2 separate regions of the Homo sapiens genome follow, and region 2 is linked to region 1. The links are chromatin contacts, found by Hi-C or POLR2A ChIA-PET in ENCODE. All regions are on one chromosome and are shown on one strand. The core of a region is the stretch at or near the end of the contact, and the rest is flanking DNA. Distances in the headings are between cores, read along the strand shown. Region 1 holds the start of CCDC97 (coiled-coil domain containing 97). Region 2 overlaps BCKDHA (branched chain keto acid dehydrogenase E1 subunit alpha).

Region 1 (6,797 bases), core at 2,817-5,316:
CAGGGGCCTCAGAGTCCTCTTTCAGCACCATAGACAGGGGGCTCCAAATCCTGCTGCAGGTTGGTGCCCAGGCCCCCATACCTGTTACTAAATCTTTTGACTATGATATCTAGCTATACCCAAAAGGCACTGGGTTGACAAGCTGAGACCTGGGCTTCAGTCCCTAACTGCCTACCTGTGTGGTGTCAGGTCTTTCCAAGGTGCCTTGATTTCTCTGTCAGGGGACCTGTGTTCAACTGTTGTCACTGCAGCTGTCTCTGCCCTAGGTGAGGGTGGGGCTGGTGGGGAGGCTAAATGTGTGGTGGATGCAGGACAACTTGGTGTTCTTGGTTTCTTTCCCCAGTATGCCCAGCAGTGGAACCAGTACTATCAGAACCAGGGCCAGTGGCCGCCATACTACGGGAACTACGACTACGGGAGCTACTCCGGGAACACACAGGGTGGCACAAGTACACAGTAGCCAGTGTGACCCAGAGGCTCCCGGAGGCCCCTGCCGGCTTCCTCCACCAGCGCCTGCCTCGGCCCCTCCTCTGCCCCCGCCAGATCCCGTGGTGCTGGGGATGGGGTCATCCCAGGGCTGCCTCCCTCCAGCCCACTGCCTCCCCTCTGAGGGGCTTCCTTCCCCTCCATAGGGCCAGGCATTTTTTTCTGGATTCAAACAGGCAACAATGACCTTTTATTTTCTGTTTGTCCCCACCTCCCCAGCCTTCCACCTCCTGTTCTTCCTACCTTCTTCCTTTTTGACTAAATAATCCCCACCTCCCTTGATCATACAGTGAGGCTACAGTGACTGAGGGGAGAATCCCCTCCTGTTCACTCTCCCAACCCTGCTCCAGCCCCTCAGCTTCCCAGACCCTCATGCAGTTGGTTGTAAATTCTCCCAGGAGCTGTTTTACTGTCTACTTTTCAGGATTAAAAAAAAAATCAAAACTTAAAAAAAAAAAAGTTTAAAAAGCAAAATGGGGAGGGGGAGGAAGCAGTGACTTTTTTTTGGTAATTATGCGCTTTTTTTTAATTTTTAGAATTTGTCTTTTTACTGTGGGTGGGCTGTTGATATTTCATCAAGATAAGCATTTCTTTCCTGAGTTCAGGTGACTGAGGAAGAGCCACAAAACAAAACACAACAAAACCAAACCACAGAATCATCTTTAACCCAACTTTTTATACGATGCCCCAGTTCCCCATAACTTTGCACACAAGCTTCTGTGTTCAGTTGAATTGTAACTGCTTTTTGTATTTGGAGAGAGTGACTATTGAACTTGAAACCTTTTATTCCGGGCGTCTTGGTAGTTTCTGGTGGGATTCAGTGGGTGAGAGGGAAGAAGGGGAGGTTGGGGGGCTCCTTCCCTTCAGAACTTGAAGTTTCTCCCACTGCCTCCTCTCCAGTGGTCTCCCAGGTGCCAGACCCAAAAGCTTTTCCTACAGTGATACCCTTTATTTTTACTTCCCCTTGACTCATATGTTTTAACATGATTTTAACAAACTGCACTTATTAAGAAATGTGTTTGCCCTGTTTTGTTTGGTTTCGTTTTGTTTTCTTTGAATAAATGACATGGCACCTCCTAGCAGGAAGGAAGCAGGGTTGAAACCCTGAAGTGTTACTGCAGTTGGCCGTTAATTGGGGTGGGGGCCTCTTTAAAGGGAAATTATTTACTCATTCATTAAACAACTTAACTGAGGGATTCATGTGCCTGGCCCCGATTTTGGTGCTAAAAATGCACGCTTAAACAAGGGTCCCTGGTTTAAAATCCACTAGTTCATTTTTAAAGTGCTTCTCTTGTTCTCTACCTCTCACAGTCTAAAATCCCTCCAGGAGTTTTTGAGTAAAGGACATGGAACAGGCCTCTAGGTGGAGGGATGGGTGGGACTGATGGGGCAGAGACCAGGGCTGGTTTGTTTGGCATCATCACTGGGCATCCACAGACCACCTGCCTCAGGCCTGGCCTGTGTGCAGCACGGAGGACAGTTCCTGCCTGTTCTGTGTTTGGGGCTCATGGGGATTCCAGGAGCTTCATGTTTCAGCCAGTGTGTGTGAGCCACCTGCTGTGTTCTTCAGCTGTCCTGGACAGTGCTGGGGACATAGTATGGCCACGGCAGTCCTGGACCCCGTTCTCACAGAGCTCCCACTCCAGAGAGAACAAAGACCTGCCAGCACCAAGTGGTCAGCTGTGAGAGCCTGGGGTGGTGTGCAGGGAGGGCTTCCTGGAGGAGTGAGCCAGGGTAAAAGACTCCAGATTGCATCCCCATGGCCCATCTTCCCCTTCCTTAGCAACCTTATGTCTTCGTTCCCTCATACATGCTGTGTTCCTGGCTCCTTGTGAGAGACAATGCTGGGCCACAGGAGAAGCCAATTCAGCCCCAATCTTCCCTGGTGGGAGCTCAGAGCCTTGTGAAGGGGAGATGGGCAACAAAAACAAGGGAGGGAAACTGACTAGTCTCAGAATCTCGGGTAGGGCATCAGAACGTGAGAAGGAACCAAGGTTGGTGGCTAAAAGGGACCCTAGAATGCGCCAGAGAGGAGGTGGCAGGGCCTTTAGTCTGGAAAGTCCCCTTCCCTTCATGTCCATATGCTGGGCTACAGCGCCCTCTGCTGGCCTCTCCTGGTAATGCCTAGGAATCTGGGTTGGTAAATAGGGACCTCCTTGGCTTTCTTCCACAACTCCAGACCTCAAGGGAATGCAAATGGGGAAGCTCTTCCTCTGTTCTCAGCCAGTTTTTCTCACACGTCTCATCTCCAGTCCCTTGATGCCCACTCCCTTCAGAATAAAGGAGGTCAAGCCACTTACTATGGCTTATGAGGCCCTGCATGGCCTAGCACCTGGTAACATCGCTGGCGCCCTCTCTTTCTGCTCCCCCTTTGAATATCAAATCAGTGTTTATTTTGTTCTGAGGAGCCATAAGTCCTTTTTGGAACCCACAAATGATGCCATGAACCACTGCATTGGAGAATACAGAGGTACATGGAATTTTGCATAAAAATTCATGAGGTTCTCAAAACCTCCACAGCCCAATCATGGCTTTCAAGTTAGAGCTCCTTTCCTATGCCCTGACCGTAGTGAAGTGCTTGCAGCAACCAGAACCGTCCGTACGTGCCATCCTCCTCAAGACTCTTCCCTACCTTCCTCTTAACCCAGCTCCTACTCGTTCTTCAGGTCTTAGCTTGAGGGTACCCTCCCAGAAAGAAGGCTTCCTTGACCCTCCAGCCTGGGGTGGACAGCTCCCTCAGCCCTCTGGATCCATCAAAGCCCTGGCCACTGAGTGACATGTCTGTCTACTCTGCTGGTAACACCTAAATAGAGCCCCACCCATCCCATAGGGAAATAAGGACCAGAGTTGTCTTGTTTCACACCTGTAGATTTCCTCCAGGTCCTGGGAACACAAAATGGGAAGTTCTATCTCACTATCCATCTCATGCCAGCCAGAGACAGGGTATGATGACGGAAGTAAGCCAGGCTGGTGGCTCACGCGCGTAATCCCAGCATTTTGAGAGGCTGAAGCGGGAGGATTGCTTGAGGCCAGGAGTTGGGGACTAGCCTGGGCAACAAAGTGGGACCCCTGGCTCTACAAAAAAATTTTAAAAATTAGCCGGGCGCGGTTGTGCGCGCCTGTAGTCCCAAGTACTCCAAAGGCTGAGGCAGGAGGATCACTTGAGCACAGGAATGTGAGGTTACTTGAACTGTGATCGCGCCACTGCATTCGTCTAGGCGACAAAGCGAGACCCTGTCTCAAAAAAAAAAAAAAAAAAAAGAGTCAAGGCTTAGTAATATTCCTGAATTCCTGAAGGAGTTAAGAAAGGAAAAGGACAAGCGGGGGTCTAAACGAGAGCACGAACCCTCAGCGTATGACGGCTCCAGGCTCCGGGGGAAAGTCCTTTAGCCATCCATCCCAAAATTAAGCACGCTGGGAGCTGGAGTCACAGCAGTGATAAAACGAACAATGATTCTGGTTCCTACTGACTGACAGGAGAGGTTTAAGGGTCTCTCACTCTCCGGGGAGCCCCTTTCCTTCCTGGCTGCGGAGGGCGGAGCCCGAGAGAGGCACGCATGCGCAATGCAACGTCTGCCTTAGGCCCGGAACTTCGGTGCCTGGGCGCAGCGGTGCACCCGGACCCGGAACATTCTCAGGCGAAAGTGTCTCTTGCGTGCGTGGGCCGGAGGTTAGTGTGCGGGGCCCGCCGGGCGGTTGAAAAGTCCGAGAGAATCAGGATGGAGGCCGTGGCGACGGCGACGGCGGCGAAGGAACCCGATAAGGGTGAGATCTTGGTCACGCGCAGGCGGCGGGTGGGTGCGGTTGCGGTGTCTCTAGGAAATGATTCCCCCAGGAACGCGAAGTAGGACTCGTTTTAGGGGGACACCCACCCCCCTCAGCTTTACCGGTCCTCTTCACTACTTTGCCCAGATTATTCCCTCCCTTGTCGCGGGCTGACCTTCTTTTCCTCCATTCCTTCCCCCCGAAATTAACCTCTTCCCAGTTCCAGACCAATCCTTTCCATGTCCCTAATTCATTTCCTTACCAGGCTAACTCTCAAATTAACAGAAACCTCTCTACCCCGGCCTAATTCCTGCATTGCCTCAGACCAGCCCTTCTCAAATTACCTCCTTCCCTGTACCAAGCTGAGCCTTCCCTTGCTCTCTAGACGAATCCTCCTACCTTTCCAGGCTAAACTTCTACCTGCCTCATGCAAACTTATCCCAATCTAACGATTCCTTCATTTCATTGTAACTCCCGTTTCCCCCAAAGTCCGAAATCCAGCCAGGCTCCTTTCAAAGTCCTTACTCAATTTCTGTGCTTTCCCACAACCTTCAAAGTAATCCGACGTCGGGTGAGGTGTGATTGGAAGCGTGGCTCCAACACCACTGGCCAAGAATTGGTAATTGTGGAAGCCAGATGGAGATGATTGGTATATGGAGGTAGGGGGAGAATTGTCGTTGTACTTTCTACTTTTGTGTATGTTTGAAATTTTCTAAAAATAAAAAATTTAACCTAAAAAAAGTCTTAAGGCCGGGTGCAGTGGCTCCCGCTTGTAATCCCAACACTTTGGGAGGCCAAGGCAGGAGAGTTGCTTGAGCCCAAGAGTTTGAGACCAGCCTGGGCAAGAGAGAGAAACCTGATCTCTATAAACATTTAAAAATTAGCCAGGCCTGGTGGCTAGGGAGTAGCTAGGACAAGCTACTCAGGAGACTAAGGTGGGAGTGTCACTCGAATCCTTTGAGATTGCAGTGACCTAAGATTATTACACCACTGCACTCCAGCCTCTGCAGCAGAGTGAGACTTGAGCCCAGGAGTTTGAGACCAGCACTGGCAACATAGCCAGACCCCATCTCTACAAAAAATTTAAAAATTAAGGCCGGGCCCGGTGGCTTACACCTGTAATCGCAGCACTTTGGAAGGCGGAGGCAGGAAGATCACCTCAGGTCAGGAGTTGGAGACCAGCCTAGCCAACATAGCGAAACCCCATCTCTACTAAAAATACAAATATTAGCCAGGCGTCGTGGTATGTGCCTGTAATCCCAGCTACTCGGGAGGCTGAGGCACCAACTGGAATCACTTGAACCCGGGAGGCGGAGGTTGCAGTGAGCAGAGATCGCACCACTGTACTCCAGTCTGGGTAACAGAGCAAAACTCTGTCTCAAAAAAAAAAAAATTAGCCAGGTTTGATGGTGCATTCCTGTGGTCCCGGCTACTCAGGAGTCTGAGGCGGGAGGATCACTTGAGCCCAGGAGGTCAAAGCTGCAGTGAGCTGTGTTTGCACTATTGCATTGCAGTCTGAGCAACAGAGCAAGACCCTGTTTCAAAAAAAAGAAAAAAAATTTGTCTCTTGGCCCCATCTGTCTCCTTCAGAGAGTCATGTATACTTGGTCTTCATTTCCTCGTCTCCTGCTCACGACTGTCTGACTTTTCTCCTAAGAAACTGCTCTGATTAGGGTCTGCACTGACTTCCCCCATGTTGTTCAATTCAGTCCCCCCATTCAGGTTTTTGTTTGTTTGTTTGTTTTTTGAGAGAGTCTCACTCTGTTGCCCAGGCTGGAGTGCAGTGGCATGATCTCAGCTCACTGCAACCTCCACCTCCCAGGTTCAAGTGATTCCCGTGCCTCAGCCTCCCAAGTAGCTGGGATCACAGGTGCCCGCCACTATGCCTGTCTAATTTTGTATATTTTTAGTAGAGATGGGGTTTCACCATGTTGGCCAGGCTGGCCTCGAACTTCTGACCTCAAGAGATCCTCCTGCCTCAGCCTCCCATAGTGCTGGGATTACAGGTGTGAGCCACCACACTTGGCCCATTCAGGTTTTTTTTCTTACTAGACTGGACTAGAATTAAATGCTGTTGATCCTTCCATCCTTTTTGCATGTTTTCCTTTGGCTTCAGCGACACCACAGTGCCTGATTTCCTGCCTGTCTCTCAGGCTGCTCCTTCTCAGCCTGACTTTGTTTCCCAGGGGTGCTGTAACAAAGTACTACAAACTGCATGGCTTCAAACAACAGAACTTTATTCTCTCATAGTTCTCAAGGCCAGAAGGCTGAAGTCAGTGTTGCTGAACTGAAATCCAGGTGTCTGCAGGGTCGTGCTTCCCCACAGGCTCTGGGAGAAAACCCATTTCTTGCCTCTTCCAGCCAGTGGTGGTTTCTGGAATTCCTTGGCATGTGGCTACATCACTCCAATCTCTGCTTCCCCTTTTGACGTTGCCTTCTTTTTTTTTAAGACGGAGTCTCGCTCTGTTGACCAGGCTGGAGTACGTGATCTCGGTTCACTGCAACCTCTGCCTCCGGAGTTCAAACAATTCTCCTACCTCAGCCTC
Region 2 (6,797 bases), core at 4,298-6,797, 99 kb after region 1:
ATGTGAGTATTTACTTATTTATTTGCTGCTGTTGTTATTGTTTTGAGACAGAGTCTTGCTCTGTTTTCACCCAGGCTGGAGTGCAGTGGTGCGATCTTGGCTCACTGCAACCTCTGCCTCCTCGGCTCAAGCGATTCTCGTGCCTCAGTCTCCCGAGTAGCTGGGACTACAGACATGCACCACCATGCCTGGCTAATTTTTGTGTCTTTAGTAGAGATGGGGTTTCGCCATATTGGCCAGGCTGGTCTTGAACTCCTGGCTTCGAGTGAACTGCCTGCCCTGGCCTCCCAAAGTATTGAGATTATAAGCATAAGCCACTGTGCCCGGCCAAAATTTTATTTATTTATTTATTTTTTTGAGATGTAGTCTTGCTCTGTCACCCAGGCTGGAGTGCAGTGGCACAATCTCGGCTCACTGCAAGCTCTGCCTCCCAGGTTGACGCCATTCTCCTGCCTCAGCCTCCCGAGTAGCTGGGACTACAGGCGCCCGCCACCACGCCCGGCTAATTTTTTGTATTTTTAGTAGAGATAGGGTTTCACCTTATTAGCCAGGATGGTCTCGATCTCCCGACCTCATGATCCGCCCGCCTCGGTCTCCCAAAGTGCTGGGATTACAGGCGTGAGCCACCACGCCCAGCCTAATTTTATTTATTAATTTATTTGAGATGGAGTCTCACTCTGTCACCCAGGCTGGAGTGCAGTGGTGCGATCTTGGCTCACTGCAACCTCCACCTCCCAGGTTCAAGCGATTCTCCTGCCTCAGCCTCCTGAGTAGCTGGGACTATAGGTGCGTGCCACCACGCCTGGCTAATTTTTGTATTTTTAGTAGAGATGGGGTTTCACCATCGTGATCAGCCTGACAGGCTGGTCATGAACTCCTGACCTTAAGTGATTCACCTGCCTCAGCCTCCCAAATCTGCTGGGATTACAGGCATGAGCCACCGCACCCAGCCATATTATTTCTGTATTTTCATTTGGCTTACCTGTCAACTTGACACTTTTTTGTTTTTTTAGGCTAGTCAGGTGAAGCAATGTGAGTAAGATCACCTGTCTTGATTATAACTTGTGTGTTCAGTGTTTGTCATTCATCCCTCCCTGTCTCTAGCCTTCAGTTCAGGGCATGATTTGGAGCAAATGTTCAGTATCTGTTTAACAAGAACAATCATGAGAAATACTTACTCACTACTTGTGTTTATGAAACATTATGTGCCAGGCACTGGGCTGAGCAATCCACACAGGTCAACTCGGTTAATCCTCATGACAACCCCTGAGATAAGTACTTATACCACCCTCGGTGTACACAGGAGGAAACTGAGGCTCAGGGAGTTTTTCTTTAAAAATTTTTTCTTTTTTTTTTCCTTGAGACAGGTCTTACTTTGTCACCCAGGCTGGAGTGCAGTGGTGTGATCTTGGCTCACTGCAGCCTCTTGGGCTCCAGCGATCCTCCCACCTCAGCCCCTCAAGTAGTTGGGGAGTACAGGTGTGCACCACCATGCCCAGCTAATTTTTTGTAGGGATGGGGTCTTGCCATGTTATCCAGGCTGGTCTTGAACTCCTGGGCTCAAGCGATCCTCCCTCCTTGGCCTCCCAAAGTGCTGGTATTACAAGTGTGAACCACCACACCTGGCCTTAAATTTTATTTATATATTTATTTTTGTAGAGACGAGGTCTCACTATGTTTCCCAGGCTGGCCTCGAACTCCTGGACTCAAGTGATCCTCTTGCCTCAGCCTCCAGAGTAGCTAGAATTACAGGCGTCTGCCACTGCACTTGGCTCAGGGAGTTTAAGTCACATAATCAGGCAGCGGTCTGCTCAGTTAGAGTCCATGCGCTTAGCCATGGTGCCTTCAAGTGACTCCACCAGGGTCACCCCAGTACTTCCTGGGCAGACCAGACCATCCAGAGCGGGCAGGTTGTGCTTTCCTGCATGGTGGGAGAGGACGTGGCATGAAGCTTTGTGTAAATCTGTGCAGCCTCTGCCATTGTAAATCACTGGCCACCGGGACAGACTCCCCCACCCCCTTCCAAAAACTAGAGGAACAGATGGGTGGAGTCGCATCCTTCCTCTGCAGGCATTTGGCCACCCACTCCCATTATGGAGCATTTCCTCAGGACCAGGCACAGCGTGGAGCCCTTTGCATAGCTCACTGAATTGGGGCAGCAACCCTGGGGCTGGGGACTACCATTATCTCCACCAGCCCAGCAAAGAGGGGAGGAGGGTACAGCCGAGACCCAGCTGCAGTATGTGGAGCACACTGGGGTGCCGTGAAGATAGCTGTCCAGCCTCTAGAGGCTGACAGTCCTGCCCTGACACAGTGGTTTGTTCTCAGACTCTGGCCTCCCCTCTTAGTGCCCGTCTGAAGACTTCAGCCTTCGGTCCTCTTCCATCAGCATGCCGTCTCCCCTGTGCCTCAGTCTCCCTCTCTGGAGTATCTGCTGGGGCCACAGTTTGGTTTTATTGTTCTTTGAGACAGGGTATCACTTTGTTGCCCAGGCTGGAGTGCAATGGTGCAGTCATGGCTCACTGCAGCCTTGACCTCCTGGGCTCAAGCCATCCTCTCACCTCAGCCTCCCGCAACTCCAGTATCTGGACTACATGTAAATGCCACCATTCCCAGCTAATTTTTTTTTTTTTTTTTAGATAGAGTCTCACTCTTGTCACCCAGGCTGGAGTGCAATGGTGCCATCTTGGCTCACTGCAACATCCGCCTCCCAGGTTCAAGCCATTCTCCTGCCTCAGCCTCCCAAGTAGCTGGGATTACAGGCACCTACCATCATGCACGGCTGTTTTTTGTATTTTTAGTAGAGACAGGGTTTCACTATGTTGGCCAGGCTGGTCTTGAACTCCTGACCTCAGGTGATCTGCCTGCCTCGGACTCCCAAAGTGCTGGGATTACAGGCGTGAGCCACCACGCCCAGCCTTCCTGGCTAATTTAAAAATTTTTCAGAGACGAGGGTTTTGCCTAGGCTGGACTCACTATGTTGCCTAGGCTGATCTCGAACCACTGGCCTTAAGTGATCCTCCCACCTCAGCCTCCCAAAGTACTGGGATTACAGGCATGAGCCGCTGCACATCGCCACAGTTTGATTTTAGTATCCACTTTAAGGTGCAGTTAGTTCTTCCCAGCTCCTCTTTTCCCTATCTCATACAGTGTAGTCACTTCCCTTTCTCCCACTTCTCACCTTCCTAGATTTTGTTTTTCTCTCTCTTACCAAGTTTTGAGTATGTAATACGTCCCAGATCGGTGCTGAACCCCTGGTGTGAGTTAACTTAGCAACTTTTCACGTGGTGTTCTGCAGCCTTCTTACAGATAAGGAAATTCAGAGAGGTGAAGTGTTTTTGCAGAGAGCCACACAATGAGCTAAGAAATTAGAACCCAGGGCAGTTGAACTCCAGAGCCAGGGAACTTAACAGCCCATTCATGCATTCACTCAGGAATTCCCTCTTGAGTGCCTGCTGTGAAGGCAACCTGGACGCTGTCTCTGCCTTCCTGGGATTGTGGTGTGTGTGGGAGACAGACACGAAACAAAGCAATCTTCTAGGTCAGTGTCTGGCTATGCTGGGTACTCAGAAGGGGGAAGCACTGTGCTGCAAGAGGCCGGCTGTTTCCTCCTCACAAGGGGAGGCCTGCAGTGACATTGCCAGGCCTGAATCTGCCCTGCCATTGGGAGTGTAATTTCCTCACGACTACAAATGCAAATAAATACACACACTGAACATGCTACCCCGCTAGAACTGTGGACAGCTTGTTCACTGCAGTTAAAGGAAGACGGAGGGACACATTTGAGCACGCATGTGTGAGATCCAGCTTGTGGCAAACCCTGCCATTCTTTAACATCTGTGGGAAGTGAAGCCACCATTACTGACCTCGGAGGAATCCCGGGAGTAGTGGGAAGAAAAGTTGCAGATGTTTGAAAATCAGGCTGCAGGGGCAGTTGGGGTGAGGAGCATGGATGTCTAGGAGCCTGAATCTCAGCGTTGGAAGCCCAGTTCTGATGTAATTTTTTTTTTTTTTTTTTTTTTTGAGACAGGGTCTCACTTTGTCCCCCAGGCTGGAGTGCAGTGGCACAGTCTCAGCTCACTACAGCCTCATCCTTCCAGGTTCAAGCAGTCCTCCTGCCTCAGCCTCCCAAGTAGCTGGGACCACAGGCATGTGTCACCATGCCTTTCTAATGTTTGTATTTTTTTGTGGAGACAGGGTTTCTCACTGTTGCCCAGGCTGGTCTCAAACTCCTGAGCTCATGTGATCCTCCTGCCTTGGCCTTCCAAAGTGCTAGGATTACAGGCGTAAGCCACTGCCCAGCATCCCCACCTTTTTTTTTTTTTTTTTAAATTTGTGGTTTGGTGCAGGTTATTTTACCTCCCCAGGCCTCGGTTTCCTCATCTACTCAAGGGCAATGGCAGATAATCAACCTCACAAATTCCCCGAGGAGTTAGTAGGCTTGTGCCTGCCAGGCTCAGCTGGCTTACAGCAGGTGCTTCATAAGGGGGAGCTATTGCAACGCCTCGGCTGGTTCTAGGCTGCCTAGCTCCAGAGCTAAGAGTCCCAGTGGGTTCATATCCCTTTGAGCATTTATAGGCTTCTCACAGGTCTCCTGGGCTTTCTCAGCCATTCCTCATCTGACCTGAGGAGGTGTGATGTCCTTGCAGGACTCCTCCAGCCCCTCTGAGCTTTTTTTTTTGTTTGAGACAGCATGTTGCTCTGTTGCCCAGGCTGGAGTGCAGTGGTGTGATCATGGCTTACTGCAGCCTCCACCTCCTGGGGTCAAGCGATTCTCCCACCTCAGCCTTCCAAGTAGCTGGGACTATAGGTGTATGTTACCATGCTTGAGTAATTTTTAAAATTTTTTGTAGAGATGTGATCTCAGGCTGGTCTTGAACTCCTGGGCTCACCTGGGCTCAAGTAATCCTTGAGCCCAAAGTGTTGGGATTACAGATATGAGCCACCTTGCCAGGCCCTGAGCTCCTTCTGTCTTCCATGAAGGACACACTATTCCTTGCCTTTTGTCTTTTTTTGTGTGTGTGGCAGGGTCTCTGTTGCCCAGGCTGGGATGTGTTGGTGCAATCTGGGCTTATTGCAACCTCCGCTTCCCGGATTCAAGTGATTCTCCTGCCTCAGCCTCTTGAGTAGCTGGGATTACAGGTGTGCGCAACCACGCCCAGCTAATTTTTGTATTTTTGGTAGACATGGGGTTTCACCATGTTGGCCAGGCTGGTCTCAGCCTCCCGAAGTGTTGGGATTACAGGCATAAGCCACTGTGCCTGGCCACTTTTTGTCTTTTGCATGTTCTATACACCTTGCCGAGAATGTGCTTTCCCTGCCTCCTGGTTATCCCTCAGGTTTCAGCTCTAACATCACTTCCCCAGGGAAGCCTTACCCTCGCTTTCTTCTGCTATAGGATAATATGAACCACCATCATTGTTACTTGTTTAGTGTCTGCCCTCCCTGCTAGGCAGCAAGGACAGATATCTTGCCTGTCTTAGGTCCCCAGAACCCAGCACAGGGCTTGGAACATGTCAGGTGCTCAAATATTTGTTGAATGAGTCAGTCTGGGCTCGCAGAGGGAGCTGGGACCAGAGTAGAGTGGACACTGAAGCGTATGTAGCAGTTTGCCAGGCGATAGGGAAAGAGACCTTCTTGTAAAGCAAGCAGAGATGAGAGGGAGAAATGAGAATTGCTAAGATTGTTTTGAGCATTTGTTAGGTGGCTTACAGATGCTTTGCTGAACATTTTATTCATGTGATCTTGTTTAAGCCTCTCATTTCCATGAGGGGTTCTCCATTTTTATAGACAAGGAAGGGGACACGTGGAGAGGGGAAGTTACTTTGCCATATCACCCTCTAAGGGATTTTTTTTTTTTTTTTTTTTTTTGAGATGGAGTCTCACTGTCACCAGGCTAGAGTGCTATGGCGCAATCTCGGCTCACTGCAACCCCCACCTCCCGGGTTCAAGTGATTCTCTTGCCTCAGCCTCCTGAGTAGCTGGGACTACAGGCATGTGCCACCACATCCGGCTAATTTTTCTATTTTTAGTGGGTACAGGGTTTCGCCATGTTGGCCACATTGATCTCGAACTCCTGACCTCAAGTGAGATTCGCCTGCCTCTGCCTCCTAAAGGCAGTAAGGGAATTGAACCTAGGCAGTCTGACTCTTAAGAGCTCAAAGACTTAAGCTCTGTCCTGAGTAGCTTCGCTGGTGTATGGTATAGGGATCAGAAGAGAGCTGGTCTGTATGCCTAGAGGGCATCCTGCAGTGGGCATGTGTGTCTGTGGTCACAGTGGGAGAGAGAGAGGAGGGGGCATCTGTGGCCAGAATGGGGAGGCCTCGAATGCCAGGATGAAGAGTTTGGGCCTATGGTAATGAGAATAGTAATAGCTACCAGTTATTGACTTGCCAGCCACTTGATTGAGTCATTTAACCTCACAACAGTCCTATGGGATAGGTGTTAACTGTTTTCATCCCAGTTTTTCAGATGGGGAAACTGAGACACAGAAGTTGTAGTCAGTTATCCAAAGTGTCGCAGTGAGAAAGTGCTGGAGTTGGGGCTCAGACCCTGTGAGTCAGGCCCCAGAGTTCACTGGGGCCACATGCTCAACCACCATGCCGCCTGCCTGCCGCCGGGGCTGAGCCAGCGGAAACCTGGGTGCTGCTTCTGATGCAGGTGGTCTCCTCTGCTCTCTTCCCCAGCACCCCCCCAGGCAGCAGCAGCAGTTTTCATCTCTGGATGACAAGCCCCAGTTCCCAGGGGCCTCGGCGGAGTTTATAGATAAGTTGGAATTCATCCAGCCCAACGTCATC

What was found. A loop is a pair of places that touch in the nucleus more often than their neighbours do. ChIA-PET counts read pairs that join two places held with the same protein, here RNA polymerase II (POLR2A). Pooled maps may share reads with other maps.
Region 2: a loop to region 1 is called in a pooled map of psoas muscle, with 1.9 times the contacts of the local background. The contact joins the enhancer-like site here to the promoter of CCDC97 in region 1. A Hi-C loop is called at or near these places in 8 of 168 maps with a recorded cell type or tissue (ascending aorta, cardiac septum, heart left ventricle and 2 more), 1 of 37 single-sample maps with no recorded cell type and 14 of 50 pooled maps. POLR2A ChIA-PET finds 5 or more read pairs at or near these places in 9 of 52 experiments (A549, CD4-positive, alpha-beta memory T cell, Caco-2 and 5 more).

What each region holds. Positions count from the first base shown.
Region 1 is chr19:41,306,106-41,312,902 of GRCh38, forward strand. CCDC97 (coiled-coil domain containing 97) reads left to right here and starts at 4,067. Exons shown (of 5, transcript NM_052848.3): 1 at 4,067-4,251. The coding sequence starts at 4,206. It overlaps LOC105372401 (a long non-coding RNA gene), which reads right to left and starts at 3,944. Exons shown (of 2, transcript XR_935968.4): 1 at 3,833-3,944; 2 at 1,434-3,720. It overlaps HNRNPUL1 (heterogeneous nuclear ribonucleoprotein U like 1), which reads left to right. Exons shown (of 15, transcript NM_007040.6): 15 at 344-1,682. The coding sequence ends at 460. RefSeq lists enhancers at 2,660-2,839, 4,113-4,402.
Region 2 is chr19:41,403,951-41,410,747 of GRCh38, forward strand. It overlaps BCKDHA (branched chain keto acid dehydrogenase E1 subunit alpha), which reads left to right. Exons shown (of 9, transcript NM_000709.4): 2 at 6,687-6,797. Among named protein-coding and RNA genes, the nearest start is that of BCKDHA, 9.5 kb to the left of the region's middle. RefSeq lists enhancers at 2,621-3,575, 3,576-4,531, 5,841-5,890. Within about 2 kb of position 5,548, at least 18 of the 41 ENCODE cell types and tissues checked have a DNase peak (open chromatin) inside an H3K27ac peak, as active enhancers do; they include ascending aorta, heart left ventricle, heart right ventricle and 1 more, where a contact is called at or near this core.